2 separate regions of the Homo sapiens genome follow, and region 1 is linked to region 2. Evidence: chromatin loops called from intact Hi-C (ENCODE). Cell type or tissue: HepG2. All regions are shown on one strand. Each heading gives the region's core, and the rest is flanking DNA. Links, peaks and the distances in the headings are about the cores only.

Region 1 (7,205 bases), core at 288-2,787, 54 kb before region 2:
GAGGTGGGTGGATTACCTGAGGTCAGGAGTTTGAGACCAGCCTGGCCAACGTGGTGAAACCCCGTCTCTACTAAATACAAAAAATTAGCAGGTCATGGTGGCACACACCTGTAATCCCAGCTATTTGGGAGGCTGAGGCAGGAGAATCGCTTGAATCTGGGAGGCGGAGGTTGCAGTGAGCTGAGATCCCACCACAGCAATATGTCTCAAAAAAAAAAAAAAAAAGGACGCGCCATAATTTATTAATCATTCCCACATTGATCGACATCTGGGTCATCTCTAATCATTTATTCTGGCAGTCAATGCTGCAATGAATAACTTCTTAAACCACTTTGCACTTAAGCAAGGATATCTACAAGTTAGAATCCTAGAAGTGAAATTGATCAAATATATGTACATTTGTCATTTTGATAGATATTGTCAGATTCCCTTCTATAGAAATTGCACCCAGCTGGGTGCGGTGGCTCATGACTGTAATCCCAGCCTTTTGGGAGGCCAAGGCAGGTGGATCACCTGAGGTCAGGAGTTCGAGACTAACCTGACCAATATGGTAAAAGCTCGTCTCCACTAAAAATACAAATATTACCCAGGTGTGGTTGTGGGTGCCTGTGGTCCCAGCTACTTGGGCGGCTGAGACAGGAGAATTGCTTGAACCCAGGAGGCAGAGGTTGCAGTGAGCCGAGATCGCGCCACTGCACTCCAGCCTGGGTGACAGAGGGAGACTCCATCTCAAAAAACAAACAAACAAAAATTAGCCAGCCGTGCTGGCGTGCACCTATAATCCTAGCTACTCAGGAGGCTGAGGCAGGAGAATCACTTGAACCTGGGAGATGGAAGCTGCAGTGAGCCGAGATTGCACCACTGCACTCCAGCCTGGGTGACAGAGCGAGAGTCGGTCTCAAAAAAAAAAAAAAAAATTGCACCCATTTTCGATCTCATCAGCAATGTTTTTGAGTGCTTGTTTCCCATTCCTTCGAAAATATAAATGGGTCATTAGTCATTACCCTCCCAGCTTAACCTCTCTAAGCAACTTCCCACTGTCCTTGGAAACAGCATCTACTTTCCTCGCCATGGCCTCCAAGGGCTTGCCTACACTATTTGACTCCTGCCTGTCTCGCTTCCCATGCCCTGCTGAAGGCAAGTGTTGGACACATCTAAGGGATGCCAGCCAGCAGGGTTGGGAGGGAGTTGGCATTTCTTCCCAAGGGGATGTGTGCTTGGGCAGTGGACCTGCAGACTGTGCCCATCCTATGAATGTGGGGAAAGAGAGCATGGCACATGAATGCTAGGGAAGGCAGGCTGCAGTTTCATAACTTTGGGGGATTGCCCGAAGGTACGATGGACCTGGGGAAATTGGGGCATTGGGGTGCCTGTTTAAAGCCATCGTCTGTAAGTGAGCCATGTCACAGGCCAGCCAGCAGAGGACAGTATTCTGCTTTGGGATGAGGCCATTTCTCCATCAGACCAGAGGAAGCCAAACCCAGCTGTCCATCTACCACGGGGCAGTGAGGACCCGGCGTGGGGGCTGCAGAGCAGTTAAATGAGCCGGAGTCCGCAGCTGGCAACCAACCCCTGCGTTCTACCGATGACAGCCTCCTGTTGAACAAGGAGCCGCACTGCTCCCTGGGGCACGGGCCTGAGAAGCTGGGACCACCCGGGGTTGGGGGCTGGAGGGACCTGATGTCCTGCTCCCCTGGGATGCCCAGGTGGTGGATGAGGTCCAGGTCCCACCCAACCCTCAACCATTCCATCCCTGCAGTCATTCCGTGCCTTCCCAAGGTGTCTGCAGATGTGCAGTGGAGGTTGGGGGTCAATCCAGGAACCACCCGAGAACTGGCTAAGTGGGATGCCTGGCACTGGTCCCAGAGCTGTCTCAGCTGTGCAAAGTGAGATATCACCTTCTAAACCCTACGATGCACCTGTAAAGGGAAAATGTGAAATCTCAGAACCCCCGAAACTTATGCCACAGGGAAAGCTAAGCTTAAAGGCTGAGTCACGCAACACACTCTCTCTCTGTCTGTCTGTCTATCTGTCTGTCTGTCTCTCTCTCTCTCTCTCTCTCTCTGTGTGTGTGTGTATGTTAGACAGGGTCTTGCTCTGTCACCCAGGCTGGAGTGCAGTGACGCAATCATGGCTCACTGTTGCAGCCTGGACCTCCTGGGCTCAAACAATCCTCCCTCCTCAACCTCCCAAAGTGCTGGGATTACAGGCATGAGCCACTGCACCCAGCCGGGAAGAAGTATTGATACAAGCAACAACATGATGAATGTCAGATCATCTGGCTGAGTGAACGAAACTAGGCCAAAACCACAAGTGCATATTATACGATTCCATTCATATAACATTTTAGAAAATCTAAACGAATCTACAGTGACACAAAGCAGCCATTGGTTGCCTGGGGATAAAGAAGGCAGGGATTATAGAGTAGAAGGGATTATAGAGGGGTGAGATATAATTTTTGGGGGTGGTGGGTATGTCATTATCTAAATTGTGGTGATAGTTTCATGGGTGTGTGTATATATATATGTATGTATATGTATATATATGTGTATATATGTATGTATATGTATATATGTGTATATATATGTGTGTATATATATATGTCAAAATGTATCAAAATCTATACTGTAATTATATGTAGTTTATTGTAAGTAAATCAAACCTTTTTGGTTTTTTCAAGATGGAGTTTCATTCTGTTGCCCAGGCTGGAGTGCAGTGGCACAATCTTGGCTCACTGCAACCTCCACCTTCTGGGTTCAAGCGATTCTCTTGCCTCAGCCTCCCGAGTAGCTGGGACCACAGGTGCCTGCCACCACACCTGGCTAATTTTTGTATTTTTAGTAGAGACGAGGTTTTGGCATGTTGACCAGGCTGGTCTTGAATTCCTGACCTCAAGCAGTCCTCCTGCCTTGGCCTCCCAAAGCGCTGGGATTACAGGAGTGAGCCACCACACCCGGCCTCAGTAAATAAAATTTTAATAAAACTTTTTTTTTTAATGCCAATATAGTCATGTCTGTAATCCCAGTGCTTTGGAAGGCCAAGGCAGGAGGATTGCTTGAGGCCAGGAGTTCGAGACCAGCCTGGGCAATATAGCTAGAACTTCTGTTTACCAAAAAAATGCTGATGTGTCAAAAATAAATATTTTTCATCACTGGCTCAAATTTTAATATCTTCCTTTGCCATGTATACTGCATGAGGTGGGGAATGGGGGAATGGAATAATTTGGGAAAGTAAAGATGATCAAGGCTCAGTGTTAATTCTACAATATATTGCTTTCATTGCCTTAACCATGCATGCTTATTACAGCAAAGTCAGAACAAGGTTGAGACGGGGTCTCGCCGTGTCGCCCAGGCTGGAGTGCAATGGCGTGATCTCGGCTCACTGCAGCCTCTGCCTCCCAGGTTCAAGCAATTCTCCTACCTCAGCCTCCTGAGTAGCTGGGATTACAGGCGCGTGCTACCACGTCCGCCTAACTTTTTGTATCTTTAGTAGAGACGGGGTTTCACCATGTTGGCCAGGCTGGTCTCGAAGTCCTGACCTCGTGATCCACCTGCCTCGGCCTCCCGAAATGCTGGGATGACAGGCGTGAGCCACAATGCCCAGCCTATAACATTTTTATAAATGTTTTTGAGTGAATGGAGAAATTAATTACTCTGTTCTGTGATGCTTGGTGTTTGTCAGCTTTAAATCCCCCATAGCACTCAGATCTTAGAGACAGAACTTTGGTCTTTATGGGTGAATTACAACCAATTCCATTTACATTACTTTCATTTCTCTATATGCTAAAGTTACCTTTTTTTTTTTCTTCAGTCTATTGCCCAAGCTGGAGTGAGGTGGTGCGATATCAGCTCATTGCAGCCTCCAACTTTTGGGCTCAAGCAATCCTCCCACCAGCCTCCCGAGTAGCCAGGACTACAGGCATGCGCTACCATGCCAGGCTTATTTTTAAAATTTTTTGTAGAGATGGAGTCTCACTATGTTGCCCAGATTGGTCTCAAACGCTTGGCCTCAAGCGATCCTGCCTCAGCCTCCTAAAGCACTGGGATTACAGACGTGAGCTACTTATTGATAAATTTCTGGATTATAGAAGGTCATATAGGTTTAAATTGATAAATTGAAACCAGCAGATTTCTGGCATTTAGAATGCTTCCTCAACACCTTTCCAAGAAGGCTGGCTGTGGCCAGGCATGGTGACTCAAACCTATAATCCCAACACTTTGGGAGGCCAAGGCGGGTGGATCACCTGAGGTCAGGAGTTTGAGATCAGCCTGACCAACATGGTGAAACCCTGTCTCTACTAAAAATACAAAAACATTAGCCAGGCGTGGTGACGGGTGCCTATAATCCCAGCTACTCAGGAGGCTGAGGCAGAAGCATCGCTTGAACCTTGTAGGTGGAGGGTACAGTGAGCCAAGATCACGCCACTGCACTCCAGCCGGGGGGATAAAGTAAGACTCCATCTCAAAAATAAAAATAAAAATAAAATAAATAGAAACCAGCACATTTCTAGTATTTAGAATGTTTCCTCAACATCTTTCCAAGAAGGCTGGCTGCCTTGCAGGAATTTCAGCACACGTGCCCACAAATACAGGACCAATGCCTTTGCCGCCTGGGTTATACTCTACACTTGAGCTGCTCTTGTTTTTATATTATAGACTGCTGTTCATTTAGCTTCGTCATGATTGATTCGTTTGTGGTGGGTTGCTTGTCCTGCTGTAGAATGTGTAGTAAGATCTATTTGCTTCAAAAGTGGTTTGGAGCCAGGTACGGTGACTCACACCTATAACCACAACACTTTGGGAGGCTGAGGCAAGAGGATGGCTTGAGCCCAGGAGTCTGAGACCAGATTGGCGAAACCCCATCTCTACAAAAAAAAAAAATTAAAAAAATTAGCTGTGCATGGTGACATGTGCTTGTAGTACCAGCCACTTGGGAGGCCGAGGCAAGAGGAACACTTGAGCCCAGGAGGTGGAGGTTGCAGTGAGCTATGATCATGCCACTGCACTCCAGCCTGGGCAACAGAGTAAGACCCTGTTTCAAAACAAAAAAATAGTTTTAGTCTATAACATTCCAGGAAGTAAACTTGAAGCCATGTCACAATTCAAATATGAACTGCCTATACTCCTATGGATCACTTGAGGTCAGGAGTTCAAGACGAGCCTGGCCAACATGGCAAAACCCCGTCTCTACTAAAAATACAAAAATTAGCCGGTGTCGTGGCATTCACCTGTAATTCCAGCTACTCAGGAGGCTGAGGCAGGAGAATCTCTTGAACCCGGGAGGCGGAGGTTACAGTGAGCCTAGATCGCACCACTGCACTCCAGCCTGGGGGACAGAGAGAGACTCTCTCGATTAAAAAAAAAAAAAAGATATATCACAGCCCCACCCTCCCACCCACAGTTTTTCCCTTGTGCAGTGACTCAATTGCAAATGCCAAGTTCCTCCTCTTCCTCCCCAAGTTACAAAGTGAAAACATATAGCGTAGGCAGGTTGCGGGGGGCCTATCAATCCACAAAGTTTAGGAGCCCCTGGTGTAGCAAGAAGAACCACGAACCTACCGTCAGGTGAGCTGATGTGGATTCTGCTGCTCTATGGCTGTGTGAGCTTGCCAAGTCACTTTACCTCTCTGAGCCTTTAGATTCTTCTAAAAATGGAGCTGTTATATCCAATTTCCAGATTTGTTGTAAAAATTAAACATGGGTTAGGCGTGGTGACTCATGCCTGTAATCCCAGCAGTTTGGGAGGCTGAGGTGGGAGGATGGCTTGAGCCCAGAAGTTTGAGACCAGCGTGGGCAACATAGTGAGACCGCTTCTCTAGGAAAAAATAAAAAAAAAAAAAAATAGCTGGGTGTGATGGCACATGACTGCGGTCCCAGCACCTTGGGAGGCTGAGGTGTGTGCATCACCTGAGGTCAGGAGTTGGAGACCAGCCTGGCCAACCTGGTGAAACCCCGTCTCTACTAAAAATACATGGCCGGGCGCGGTGGCTCACGCCTGTAATCCCAGCACTTTGGGAGGCCGAGGCGGGCAGATCACGAGGTCAGGAGATCGAGACCATCCTGGCTAACATGGTGAAACCCCATCTCTACTAAAAATACAAAAAAAAAAATTAGCTGGGCGTTGTAGGGGGCATCTGTAGTCCTAGCTGCTCAGGAGGCTGAGGCAGGAGAATGGCGTGAACCCGGGAGTCGGAGGTTGCAGTGAGCCGAGATCGTGCCACTGCACTCCACCCTGGGCGACTGAGCAAGACTCCGTCTCAAAAAAAAAATAAAAATAAAAATAAAAATAATAAAAGAATAAAATAAATTTTAAAAAATTAAAATTAAAAAAATATACAAAAAATTAGCCAAGCATGGTGGTGCACGCCTGTAATCCCAGCTACTTGGGAGGCTGAGGCACGTGAATCGCTTGAACCCGGGAAGCAGAGGTTGCAGTGAGCCGAGATCTCGCCACGGTACTACAGCCTGGGCAACAAGAGTGAAACTGTCTCAAAAAAAAAAAAAAAAAAAGTGGTAAGTGGTGCTTTTGGAAAGTGCTTTGTAAACTACAGAGTCCTCTACAAAGACTCTTCTGTTGTCCTCCTTTTGTAAACCCAAAGTGCTCAGCACAAGGCCTGGCACACAGGAGGCACTAAATAAATACTTACCAAATTAATAAATCAGTGGCCAGGTGTGGTAGCTCACGCCTGTAATCCCAGCACTTTGGGAGGCCGAGGCGAGCAGATCCCTTAAGGTCAGGAGCTTGAGACCCGCCTGGCCAACATGGTGAACACCCCATATCTATTAAAAATACAAAAATTAGCTGAGCCTGGTGGTGCATGCCTGTAACTCCAGCTACTCAGAAAGCTGAGGCAGGAGAATCGCTTGAACCCGGGAGGCGGAGGTTGCAGCGAGCCAAGATCACACCACTGCGCTCCAGCCTGGGCGACGTGCAAGACTCTGTCTCCAAAAAAAAAAAAATAGGAAGAAAGTTATCTCTTAAGTCAAGTGTGTCTCCGCATCATTTCTAGCCTTCTGCCTTAGCTCTCCCCTCTGCAGTGACACAGAATCAATCATCTTCCTCTCCTCCCAGTAAGCCCTTCAGATAGTTCAGCCAGTGGCCATGACCCCTGAAGCTTCTCCAGGGAGGCCTCCTGGTCCCTGCAACTGTTCCTCATCAGACATCTTTGGAAGGTTCCCCTCTGTCCCAGTCCTGGTCACTTTTTA
Region 2 (12,666 bases), core at 751-3,250:
CTAGCTCAGATCAGTGTTGTGTGTTTTTTTTTTTTTTAGACAGAGTCTCACTCTGTCACCCAGGCTGGAGTGCAGTGGTGTGATCTTGGCTCACTGCAACCTCTGTCTCCTGGGTTCAAGCAATTCTTGTGCCTCAGCCTCCCGAGTAGCTAGGATTACAGGCACCGGCCACCATGTCTGGCTCAGGACAGTGTTTTCTTGTACTGAATATTCTCTTACTGCCTAATATCCTCTCTGGGTGAATGAACAACCATTTGGGAAATTTTTACTGTGTCTAAATTTGTAATCATACTGTTTTAGAGCTCTACATCTTAAAAGTTTTTCCTCCCCAAGCGAGATGTTTACATCAGTTGTGTTCTTGTTGGGATTAGTGTGCACACGCCTGTCTGCATCTGTGCGTGCGTGTGTGTGTGTGTGTGTGTGTGTGTATGCATATAAGAGGGAGAGAAGATGGAGGAATTCCATGGGGGCAGACCATGGTTCTTTGCAGATTGGTGGCTCCAGTTGGTTGGGTTCACTGGAGCCACGTTCATCAGTTTGTTTCTTTCTTTCCTTTTCTCTCTCTGTATGTTTATTTATTTATTTATTATTTGTAGAAGTGGGGTCTGGCTATGTTGCCCAGGCTAGTTTCAAACTCCTGGCCTCAAGTGAGCCTCCTATCTCAGCCTCCCAAAACGCTGGGATTACAGGCATGAGCCACCGCGCCCAGCCCAGTAACTGTTACTCCTGACGCTGGTCGGTGTGGCAACTCAGTTGATGCTTGGACGTGTTGTGAACAAAGCCCCGGGGAACCTGATCCTTCTGGTGGCTTGTGCAGCAAACTGTTGATGTGGGAAGCTTATTTATTTCACTTGTTAAAGAGGTGACTTGGATAGGGGGATATCTAAGAATTGTCCTTTCATTGGAGTGCTGGAGGGTGTGGCATTCGGATCTCCTTTGTGCAGCATCTGTACCTAGCTGAGAGAATTGTACACATAATTTCCCGAAATGCGTCAGTTTCAAGGCTAACTTAGAATATGTTGGTGGCCAGACTGTGGTGCTGTCAGCTGTGGACTGTTCTCCAAGAGTTGAATTTCTTTTTTTTTTTTTTTTTTTTTTTTTTTGAGACAGAGTCTGACTCTCTCGCCTAGGCTGGAGTGCAGTGGTGTGATCTTGGCTCACTGCAACCTCTGCCTTCCAGGTTCAAGCAATTCTTCTGCCTCAGCCTCCCAAGTAGCTGGGATTACAGGCGCGTGCCATCACGCCCGGCTAATTTTTTTTTGTATTTTTAGTAGAGATGAGGTTTCACTGTGTTGGCCAGGCTGGTTTCAAACTCCTGACCTCAAGTGATCCACCCGCCTCAGCCTCCCAAAGTGCTAGGATTACCAGGCGTGAGCCACCATGTCCAGCTTATAAGAATTGAATTCTTTAGGAGACATTTGGTAGGAGAATAGAAGGGGGAAAGTTGCCTTTTGTCTACTTGGATGTAGTAATGAGGAGGAAGATGGGGCATTGTGGGGCGTGTCCTCTAACTTGGAACAGATGTAATTTATTTCTAGGTGAAAGTTAAGAACAGTGCTTACTCATTCTATTTATCTGCCCTCCTTTTATCTTCGGCACTTTTTCCTACAGCCCTGTTTCTGAGCTCACGTCACATCACCTCTGCGGTGGTGATGCCGGTGTTCTTAGAGCACTGTGTCCTAGTGATACTTTGATCTTCGTGGGCATGCATCATCAGTGCATTGGGTAAGCCGGGCCTGTACAAAGGTTTGCAGGTTTGGTTAGGAACACGTGAACTACGGTCACCTTTCTGAACTTTCTGAACTCATATGTAGTGACCATAGGTCACCTGGGTTGAGTTTTCAACACTGCAAACAGGGATGGCAGTTCTTGAATACACAGGAGAGTGCATTAGCCAGTGGTGCCCGGCATCATTCAGAGTGCAGTTTGGCATCAGGAATGTTCCGTCAGGTATTTGTGGTCTTGTGGAGAAAAGCCACTGTTGGTTTTGGTGAAGGGCTTCAGACCCTTTGACTGCTCATGAAACCACACAGTCTTAACATGGACACGTTGGACGCGTTCCTTACGTAACGTGATTTGCAAACTCAGGAGTCATTCAGCGTCACAGCAGTGATCAAAAGCTCCCAGCCCATCTACCCGAAACCTCCACAACAAGAGCTCTATCTGTCAGTGGCCTCACCGACTTCCTGGGCCCTGAAGCTCCAAGGACAAAAGACTCCTGTCCCTTTTCCCTTCCTCTCCATTCTGGGTCTCCCACCACCACCAAGTCCTGTAAGTTTTTAGTCTTTTTTTTTTTTTTTTTTTGAGACAGATTCTTGCTCTGTTGTTCAGAGTGCAGTGACACAATCTCAGCTCACTGCAACCTCTGCCTCCCAGGTTCAAGTGATTCTCCTGCCTCAGCTTCCCGAGTAGCTGGGATTATAGGTGCGCGGCACCGCGCCCAGCTAATTTTTGTATTTTTAGTAGAGACAGGGTTTCACTGTGTTGGCCAGGCTGGTCTCGAACTCCTGACCTCAGGCGATCTGCCTGCCTCGGCCTCCCAAAGTGCTGGGATTACAGCAGGCGTGAGCCACCACGCCCGGCCCTTTAAATCTCTTTCCACTGCTGTGGTCTTACTGTAGCCCCTTGTCACTTCCTGCTGCGCTGACCCGTAATTGACCCATAATTCTCCCTCTCTTCCCCTCCCTACCACGTTCCAAGATCTGTCCATGGTACCATTGCTGGTTGATCTTGGAACCCTGCTTCGGTCACCCCTCCTTTCTCTTCGCCCAGACTGGAGTGCAGTGGCACGATTTGGCTCACTGCAACCTCCACCTGTCAGGTTCAAGTGATTCTCCTGCCTCAGCCTCCCGAGTAGCTGGCACTACAGGCACGTGCCTCCACACCTAGCTAATTTTTGTATTTCTAGTAGAGACAGGGTTTCACCATGTTGGCCAGGCCAGTCTCGAACTCCTGGCCTTAAGTGGTCCACCCAGCTCAGCCTCCCAAAGTGCTGGGATAATAGGCAGGAGCCACTGTGCCCGGTCACTGTCACTGTCTTATTGCATGTTTTCTTCTTCATCTGCTTTCATAAAGGATAAACAGTGACTTAATAAAAGGTGTCTAATTCTCCCCTCCCTAGTGGCAATACGGTTGGACTAGAAGGTGAATTCAGTTGAGAACAGGGAACCTATCATTTCTGCGAGTGTAAGCTGGGGCATAGAACAATGCCAGGCATAAGGTAGGCACTTGGATGAATGGATGAATGAATAAATATGGCTTCTGTCCCCCAAGTTTACTGCTGAGCTTTCTCCTGCATATTGACTGAGCTCAGATGTCAAAATTGGGTCTGATCTGTAGTTTTTTTTTTTTTTTTTTTTGAGACAGAGCCTGTCACTCTGTCGCCCAGGCTGGAGTGCAGTGGCGCAATCTTGGCTCACTGCAACCTCTGCCTCCTGGGTTCAAGCAATTCTCGTGCCTCAACCTCCTGAGTAGCTGGAATTATAGGTGTGTGCCATCATGCCTGGCTAATTTTTTGTAATTTTAGTACAGATGGGGTTTCACCATGTTGCCCAGCTGGTCTCGAATGCCTGACCTGAAGCAGTCTGCCCGCCTCGGCCTTCCGAAGTGCTGGGATTACAGGCGTGAGCCACTGCGCCTGGCCTGGTCTGTACTTCTGAAGATTATTCCAAAGTACAGTAGGAACTTTTGGTAGGACTTTAGTTTTCCATCCAGGTATAAAATTTTGTGTCAGTGGTGGGGTTGCGCATGTTCAGTAGCTGCAACACTAGAAAGATGGCAAAGCAGGAGCAAAGAAAAATCCCTTTGGCTCCAGAAAATCTCCTGAAAGCAGAAGGCTTATCAAGGCCTCAAAGCCACCCAGTCAAAGTAGGCACTTTTGGCAAAGGAGGAGCAGAGGGAAGGAAAAGAGCTCAGGTTTAAACGACTGGAATCATTCCTACATGATTCCTGGCGGCAGAAACATGACAAGGTGTGTCTCAGACGACTAGAAGTAAAACCTCACACCTTGGAATCGCCAGATAAACATTCCTTGGCCTTTGTTGTACGCGTCGAAAGGATTGATGGTGTGAGTTTACTGGTGCGGAGAGCCATTGCAAGACTTAAACCTAAAAATGCAGCGTATAGTATGTAACCTTATGTGACCTGGGGATTTCCAAATCTGAAGTCTGTCCAGAAACTCATTTTGAAACGTAGACAAGCCAAGGTCAAGAATAAGACCATCCCTCTGACAACACAGTGATTGAGGAGCACCTGGGAAAGCTTGGTGTCTTTTGCTTGGAAGACCTCATTCATGAAATTGCCTTCCCAAGGAAGCATTTCCAGGAGATCTCATGGTTCTTGTCCCCTTTCCACCTCTCAGTGGACTGTCATGCTACCAAAAATAGTGGACTTTCTGAAGGAGATTGGCACACCTCCATCTTCTTGGGGGTGTGTGCATCAATCAGCTCATCCGCCAGCTGAACTAGAGCCAGGTGCCAAACTACAGTAAATTTTTATCAATGAACTGGAAGCTTGTGTTATTTTTGGGGGCGGGGTGGAATTTTTATCAAGTATCTTCAGAGAAGATTATTTCCTGCTTTATCTTCAAAAACTGTAAAGGAAGGGTCAAAGGAAAGACAGTGGCTGGCCGGGCCCGGTGGCTCACGCCTATAATCCTAGCACTTTGGGAGGCTGAGGCGGGCAGATCACCTGAGGTCGGGAGTTCGAAACCAGCCTGACCAACATGGAGAAACCCCGTCTCTACTAAAAATACAAAAATTAGCTGAGCGTGGTGGCACACGCCTGTAATCCCAGCTACTGGGGAGGCTGAGGCAGGAGAATCGCTTGAACCCGGGAGGCGGAGGTTGTGGTGAGCCAAGATCAGACCTTTGTCCTCCAGCCTGGGCAACAAGAGCGAAACTCCATCTCAAAAAAAAAAAAAAAGAAAAGAAAAGACAGTAGCTTACGTTCATGGCGGCACCTCTCATCACAGTCCAGTTCCAAGGAAAAATTCCAGCGTTTTCTACGTTGGCTGCTGCCTTGTCTGAAATCACATTTTGTGGAGAAAGGAGTCTTGCTTTGTTGCATCTTCTATCCTAGGGTTTAATGTTGGTGAATGAGTAACTCTAGCATTTGTACAAGGCTCCCTAAGAGTCCTGCAGCAGTCGACCAAGCCCGGGGACATAATTGAATCCGGAGATTCCTGGGGCCTTGAAAAAGGCTTGAAATATACATAGGAAGAAAGGCACAAAAATAAATGCTCACTTGTCTCTGCAAAAAAAAAGAAAAGAAAAATTGTGTCTCAAGTTCCTTCTGTAGTTGATAATTTATTCAGTAATCATTTTATAATTGAAGAAGAATATTCTGACTCTAAATCTTTCTAGATCAGTTACCTGGATGCTGAAGACATGAATAAATTTGTTTATTTTAAAAATCCTAGGGCCTGGCACAGTGGCTCATGCTTATAATCTTAGCACTGTGGGAGGCCGAGGTGGACGGATCACTAGAGCCCAGGAATTCAAGACCATCCTGGGCCACATGGCAAAACACCATCTCTATTTAAAAATTAGTGTTTTTAAACATCAGTGTTTAAAAATTAGCTGGGTGTGGTGGTGTGTACCTGTCATCCCAACTACTTGGGAGGCTGAGGTGGGAGGATCACCTGAGCCCAGGGAGGTTGAGGCTGCAGTGAGCCATGATCAGACCACTGCACACCAACCTGGGTGATAGAGTGAGACCCCCATCTCAAAATATACAGTAATAAATGAAAAATAGAAAATTCCCCAAATAAATAAATAATAGAAAATTCTAATGAAAATAAAAGGAGTTGAGTGTAACCGTTGAGTGTCTGCGCTGGGTGTTTATGTCTCATGTAACCAACGTAGCACTGTGAGCATGGTCATCCCGGAGACGGACTGTGATAAATCGTGTGCCCAGGATCCCAGAGTGCATAGGTGGCATATCTAGGTTTTGAACCAAGGTCTGTTGGTCTTTTATAGCTCAACTGGGTTGTGAGTTTGTTGAATTTCACTTTCCATGCTTTCCCCAACCAAACCAAAAACCAGAGGGGGAACTGAAAGCTGAGAGCCTAGTAATTGAGAAAAGGACTCTGGGAGGTGATGGTGTCAAAAAGCAGTCCAGGGAAGCTCTTGTGGTTGAGCACACAGCTCTGCCCAGAGCTTCCTAGATGCCAAGGCAAAGAAGGATGGGGTTACATAGCAGTTATTGGAAAAAGGAAGCTGACCAGTTTCTCATTAGTATTTTTCAGCTGGGCGCGATGGCTCATGTCTGTAGTCCCAGCACTCTGGGAGGCTGAGGCAGGAGGATCACTTGTGGCCAGGAGTTTGAGACCAGCCTGGGCAAGAGAGAGAGAGAGAGACCCTGTCCCTTCAACAAGAAAATACACATTTAAAATATTAGCCAGGCATGGTGGTGTGCACCTGTAGTCCCAGCTACTCAAGAGGCTGAAGCAGGACGATCGCTTGAGCCTGAGAGTTCAAGGCTGTAGTAAGCTATGATTGCACCACGACACTGCAGCCTGGGTGATGGAGCAAGACCCCATCTCTTAAATTTTTTTTAAAAAGTGCTTTTCCCTGGGCCTTTACACGAGGATCATTGAATAAAGCAGTGGTCAGCAGCCCATGTACTCAGCAAGTATTTGTAGAGCACCACGTATGTGCCAAGCTCTCTTCGAGGTGCTGGGACTACTTTTGTGTGTGGAAAAGACCAACAAGATGAAAGATGATGTTGGCCTAGGCCAGGGTGGAGGCACTGTTTTCAAGAACAGGAGTGTTCCCACAGGTGACCCTTTCTGGGTCCCATCTAGGTAAGAGGCTGAGAGGTTCAGGCTCGGTTGTAAATTCTGTAAGGGCAGTTCTTTGGGAGGTGTGAGCAAGAGAATGGAATCAGAGCGATTATTTTAGCAGGCAGGAGTGAAGCTTGAGAATCTGGCAGAGTGAGGAGCGATCTTGTGCCAGAGTGAGAGGCAGCCAGTCCAAAGTGAAGGTTCTGAAGCTCTTAGTACCTCCCACGTACAGTGTCCTGCTTTTTTTTCTTTCTCTTTTCTCTCTCTTTTTTTTTTTTTTTTTTTTTAAGGCAGGACACTTGCTCTGTCACCCAGGATCATTGCTCACTGCAGTCTCAAACTCCTTAAGCCCTTCCAAGTAGCTGGGACTACAGGCACACACCACCATGCTTGGCGAGTTTTTCTTTCTTTTTGCAGAGATGGGGTCTTGCTATGTTGCCCAGGCCGATCTCAAACTCCTGGGCTCAAACGATCCTCCTGTTGACCTCCCAAAGTGCTGGAATTACAGGCATGAGCCACTGTACCTGGACCCCTGCTATTTTTCCTGTGATATTTGAAAAGCTTGGCTTGGTTTCTTGCCCTTTAGTAGGTGATTGCAGGCAGAGCCACGAGGTCTTAGAAAGCAGCACGGCTCTGTTCCGATACTCCTGGCTGAAGGGCCAGTGTGCTGTGCCATTGAGGGAGAAGCATTGACTCTGGTCTGGGAGATTCTGTTCATTTAGTCATTCAGCAAACAAATATTGAGTGCTGGCCAGGTGTGGTGGCTCACACCTGTAATCCCAGCACTTTGGGAGGCCGAGGCGGGCAGATCACCTGAGGTCGCGAGTTCGAGACCGGCCTGACCAACATGGAGAAACCTGTCTCTACTAAAAATACAAAATTAGCCGGGCGTGGTGGTGCATGCCTGTAATCCCAGCTACTTGGGAGGCTGAGGCAGGAGAATCGCTTGAACCCGGGGGGCAGAGGTTGCAGTGAGCTGAGGTTGCGCCATTGCATTCCATCCAGCCTGGGCAACAAGAGCGAAACTCTGTCTCAAAAAAACAAAAACAAATATTGAGCACTCATGTTATGCAAAGTCTGATGAGCACCAGGGTTACAGAGGTGCAGGATAGCTCCACCCAGACACGAGACCAATCCTGTGTCCTTCTGCAGGGATTATTTCATCTTGGGTAATGCTGTCATCTGATGATGTGGCCAGGATGTCAGCTGCAAAATGAACCCCAGGTCATTCAGTGAGGCTGCGTCTACCTGTAACTTTGCCATGTCCTAAAAAGGTCTTGAAGGGCAGACAGATGGTTGATAGAATAGCTCTGGAGACAGTTGGTCTGGGTTTGAATCCTGGTTCCACCATTTATCGATTCCCTGATGTTGGACAAGGTCCTTTAACCTTTGTGATAATTACAGCTCCTGTATGTCAGAGCAGTGTTAAAACACTGTTCATTAGTTAAAAACAAATCAGGGCCGGGCTTGGTGGCTCACACCTGTAATCCCAGCACTTTGGGAGATTGAGGTGGGCTAATGGCTTGAGCCCAGGAGTTTGAGACCAACCTGGGCAACATGGCGAAACCCCGTATCTTAACAAAAAATTAATGGGGCTTGGTGGTGGGTGCCTGTAGTCCCAGCAACGCAGGAGGCTGGGCTGTCATCACGCCACTGTACAGCAGCCTGGCTGACAGAGTGAGACCCTGTCTCAAAAAAAAAACAACAACAAAAAAAACCCCAAAAAACAAAAACCAGGTCAGGAGTGGGGAGTGACTGCTGATGAGTGTGGGATTTCCTTTTGAGGGTATGAAGATGCTCTGGAATCTGGTAGTGGTGATGCTTGCACAATGGGTGAATATAGTGAAAACCACTGAATTTTATACTTTAAAATGATGAATTTTATGGTGTGTGAATTCTGTCTCAATTTTTTTTTTTTTTTTTTGAGACTGACTCTCGCTCTGTGGTCCAGGCTGGAGTGCAGTGGCCCAATCTCAGCCCACTGCAACCTCTGCCTCCCGGGTTCCAGTGATTCTCTTGCCTCAGCCTCCTGAGTAGCTGGGATTACAGGTGCCCACCACCACACCCAGCTAATTTTTGTATTTTTAGTAGAGACGGGGTTTCACCATGTTGGCTAGACTGGTCTCGAACTCCTGACCTCAAGTGATCTTGCCCTCCTCGGCCTGAGGCATGAGCCACTGCTCCCAGTCTCTATCTCAGGTTTCTTTTTTTTTTTTTTTTTTTTTGAGACGGAGTCTTGCTGTGTTGCCCAGGCTGGAGTACAGTGGAACAATCTTCACTTACCACAACCTCCACCTCCTGGGTTCAAGTGATTCTCCTGCCTCAGCCTCCCAAGTAGCTGGGATTACAGGCACACACTGCCATACCAGCTAATTTTTGTATTTTTAGTAGAGATAGGGTTTCACTATGTTGGCCAGGCTGGTCTCGAACTCCTGACCTTGTGATCCACCCGCCTCGGCCTCTCAAAGTACTGGGATTACAGGTGTGAGCCACCACACCCGGCTTCTATCTCAGTTTTTAAAAATCAGGTTTATAGGTCATGAGTTCTTGAGCAACTAGACTCCCACCAGTTGTGCCTCCAGTTCCCTGTCATCTTGAGCTAGTCGTGGACACCTGCAGCAGACGTATGTTCACTGCGTGTTTCTGGGCTCCCACACATTTCTAAGCCCTCTTGAAGTTAACTTCGGGTAATGGCCTGTGAGAGGAAGTCACGTATGTCACTTCTGGATGGAAGCATTTAAGAGCCAGGGCCAGGCCCTCCAGCAATCTTCTTCCCATCAGGACGGCCCGGAAGTTGAACATTGAGATGGTGGAATGACAAGAGAAAAAGCTGCTTGAACCACTGAGTCACCTTATGGAGGCCAAGGGCCTAGCGGAGTCACCCTGCCCACACTAGACGTTGCTTAGAGTTCAGCTTGAAGCCATGTGATGTGGGTCACTGCCCAGGAGGACTTTTTTCTAGTGCTGTGGCCTGGAGGACTTTCCCTCTAGCCTCTCATGCAGGTGTACTGTGTGATGTGGTGGGTCTCTTTTCTAACAGGAAGCCCCAGTGGGTGCAGCAGAGCTGTGGCTCTCCCAACTCAAGCACATCTCCACAGCTAGCTGCCGGCAAGTACGCAGCTCTCTTGGTGGTGTCTGAGAAATGGAGCATTAAGCCCTCAGTCTAAAGGAGCATCTTGGGTAACCTAGTGTACCTGTCTCGAGCAGCAGGCATAGTACAATGTCAGGCCAGCACCAAAGGATTTTGTCTTCCTTGTAAGACAACATGGGGCAATAGAAAGCTCTGTATGGGCAATCTTGTAAATGGTATAATAATTATGATGCTTTTATAGACACCGCATGACCGTCCTTAGTCACCATAGCGATGGGATCTAATTATTACTGACTTGTTCATGTTGTGGGTTTTTAGTAACCCTACTGCCCACATTCTAGAATTTAAACACATGCTGTGAATATCCAAGCACAGGTCACAGAGATGACCTAGAGTTGGTGCTCAGTACACTTTTTTTGTTTTTTTGAGACCGAGTCTGGCTCTATCGCCCAGGCTGGAGTGCAGTGGTGCGATCTCAGCTCAGCGCAACCTCCGCCTCCTGGGTTCAAGTGATTTTCCTGCCTCAGCCTCCTGAGTAGCTGGGATTACAGAGCATGCACCACCATGCCCAGCTACTTTTTGTATTTTTAGTTTCACCATGTTGGCCAGGCTGGTCTTGAACTCCTGACCTCAGGTGATCTTCCCACTTTGGCCTCCCAAAGTGCTGGGATAACAGGTGTGAGCCACCGCGCCCGGCCTCAATACACATGTGATTGCCTTGAATGCATAGCAATGACCGAACATCAAGGTGAAACGCAAGCAACGCTGGGGAAGGAATGACCAATACGGTGCCCTCTGAGGCCTCAGCCCAGGGGCCATCTGGCTTGTCTGTCTCATTAGTACCATTGTTCCCTGTCAGCTTGTGGAAGAGCTGATTTGAAACCACCTGTTGGACCGAAGGAAGCCACTGACCAATACCTGTTCTGTGGGTGAAGCTGTCGCCCAGAGCACCCCCTGTGACTCCGTGGTCCTCTATGCACTAGTAGAAACTCTGTTTTTGCTGAATGGCACAGCCCACTACTAGCTGAATGTGGGGTGACAGTAGCCAGCATGAGAACCATCAAGACCATTATGGGCCAGGAGTTGGGTCACCCCTTCCTTGTCTAGGGTTGCAACAAGAAGTGACAGAGAGGGTCCCACAAGGTCTTTAAATCTCCCTCTGTAAGTTGTGGGAATTTCAGTAACTTGCTTGGTCCTTAGGGCTTTGAATCTGAGTCTGTAAAATGGGTGAAATAATATTTCTCTAAACAGGTTTATCATATGAATCAAAAGAAATTGTAGAAGGTGCCTAGCCAGGGTGCTTGGCACGTAGTAGGTGTTGAGTGAACGTTGGTTGCATTGCTTGGCTCCTCCTTAGTGAGCCTGTAGTAAACACAGTGCTGTGTAGACTAGGCAGGCCTTTCTCTCTTCTGCAATTCTGAGTGCTTTTTCTTAAGAACCAAGGGGTACTAACCCTTGTTTTAGAGACATTCAGAAACTAGCCAGGCGTAGTGGTGTGCACCTGTAGTCCCAGCTCCTCGGGAGGCTGAGGTGGGAGGATCACTTGATCCTGGGAGGTAGAGGTTGTGGTGACCTATGATTGCACCACTGCACTCCAGCCTGGACAACAGAGCAAGACCCTGTCTAAAAATAAATAAAATAAAATAAATAAATAAATGTAAACAAGGAAATAGAAAACGTTTATACTGATGGAGTCTCGCTGTGTCGCCCAGGCTGGAGTGCAGTGGCACGATCTTGGCTCACTGCAGCCTCCACCTCCCGGGTTCAAGTGATTCTCCTGCCTCAGCCTCCCAAGTAGCTGGAATTACAAGCATGTGCCACCACGCCCGTCTAATTTTGTATTTTTAGTAAAGACAGGGTTTCTCCATGTTGGTTAGGCTGGTCTCCAACTCCTGACCTCAGGTGATCCGCCCACCTCGACCTCCCAGAGTGCTGGGATTACAGGCATGAGCCACCTTGCCCGGCCCTTATGTATTTATTTTTTAAAGACAGGGTCTTGCTCTGTCACCCAGGCTGGAGTGCAGTGTTGGGATCATATCTCACTGTAACCCCCAATTCCTGGGCTCAAGTGATCCTCTAACCTCAGCCTCCTGAGTAGCGGGGACTACAGGTGTGCACCACCACACCTCACTAATTTTTTAATTTTCTGTAGAGATGGCGTTTCACTATGTTACCCAGGCTGGTCTCAAACTCCTGGCCTCAATCCATCCTCCCGCCTCAGCCTCTCAATGTGCTGGGATTACAGGCATGAGCCACTGTGCCTGTCCAGCAACAATATTTATAACAGCCCCCAAAAGGAAACAATCCAAGTATCCATCACCCATTGAATGGATAAACAAAATGTGGTATATCCATACGATGAAATGTTACTCAGGCATGAAGAGGAATGAAGGGCTTTTATGCATGCCACAACGTGGATGGACCTTGAAGACATTATTCTAAGTGAAAGAAACCAGTTACAAAGGGCCACTTATTGTGTGATTTTATTTATTTATTTATTTATTTATTTATTTATTTATTTATTTATTTGAGACACAGTCTCCCTCTCTCACGCAGGCTATAATGCAGTGGTGCAGTCTTGGCTCACTGCAACCTCCACCTCCCAGGTTCAAGCGATTCTCCTGCCTTAGCCTCCCGAGTAGCTGGGATTACAGGCGCCTGTCATCACACCCGACTAATTTTTTTGTATTTTTAGTAGAGACGGGGTTTCACCACGTTGGACAGGTTGGTCTCGAACTCCTGTCCTCAAGTGATCCTCCCGCCTTGGTCTCCCAAAGTGCTGGGATTACAG

What was found. Peaks named below come from ENCODE experiments on the same cell type or tissue, not always from the same donor. Only the 100,000 strongest peaks of a DNase experiment are listed, where the experiment ranks them.
Region 1: it touches region 2 in a loop (4-fold over the local background); 39 of 110 quality-filtered maps call a loop at or near these places.

What each region holds. Positions count from the first base shown.
Region 1 is chr7:75,865,226-75,872,430 of GRCh38, forward strand. No RefSeq gene overlaps it. Among named protein-coding and RNA genes, the nearest start is that of RHBDD2, 10 kb to the right of the region's middle. RefSeq lists an enhancer at 1,306-1,600. In HepG2, for the core only: a CTCF peak has its summit at 1,421 (motif pointing right); DNase peaks (open chromatin) are centred at 1,436 and 2,126; H3K4me3 peaks cover 429 bases.
Region 2 is chr7:75,918,981-75,931,646 of GRCh38, forward strand. The region is part of intron 1 of POR (cytochrome p450 oxidoreductase); the gene reads left to right. It also overlaps the pseudogene RPL7L1P3. Among named protein-coding and RNA genes, the nearest start is that of MIR4651, 10 kb to the left of the region's middle. RefSeq lists an enhancer at 9,557-9,616. In HepG2, for the core only: no CTCF peak of the experiment used is centred there; DNase peaks (open chromatin) are centred at 972 and 1,731; H3K4me3 peaks cover 453 bases.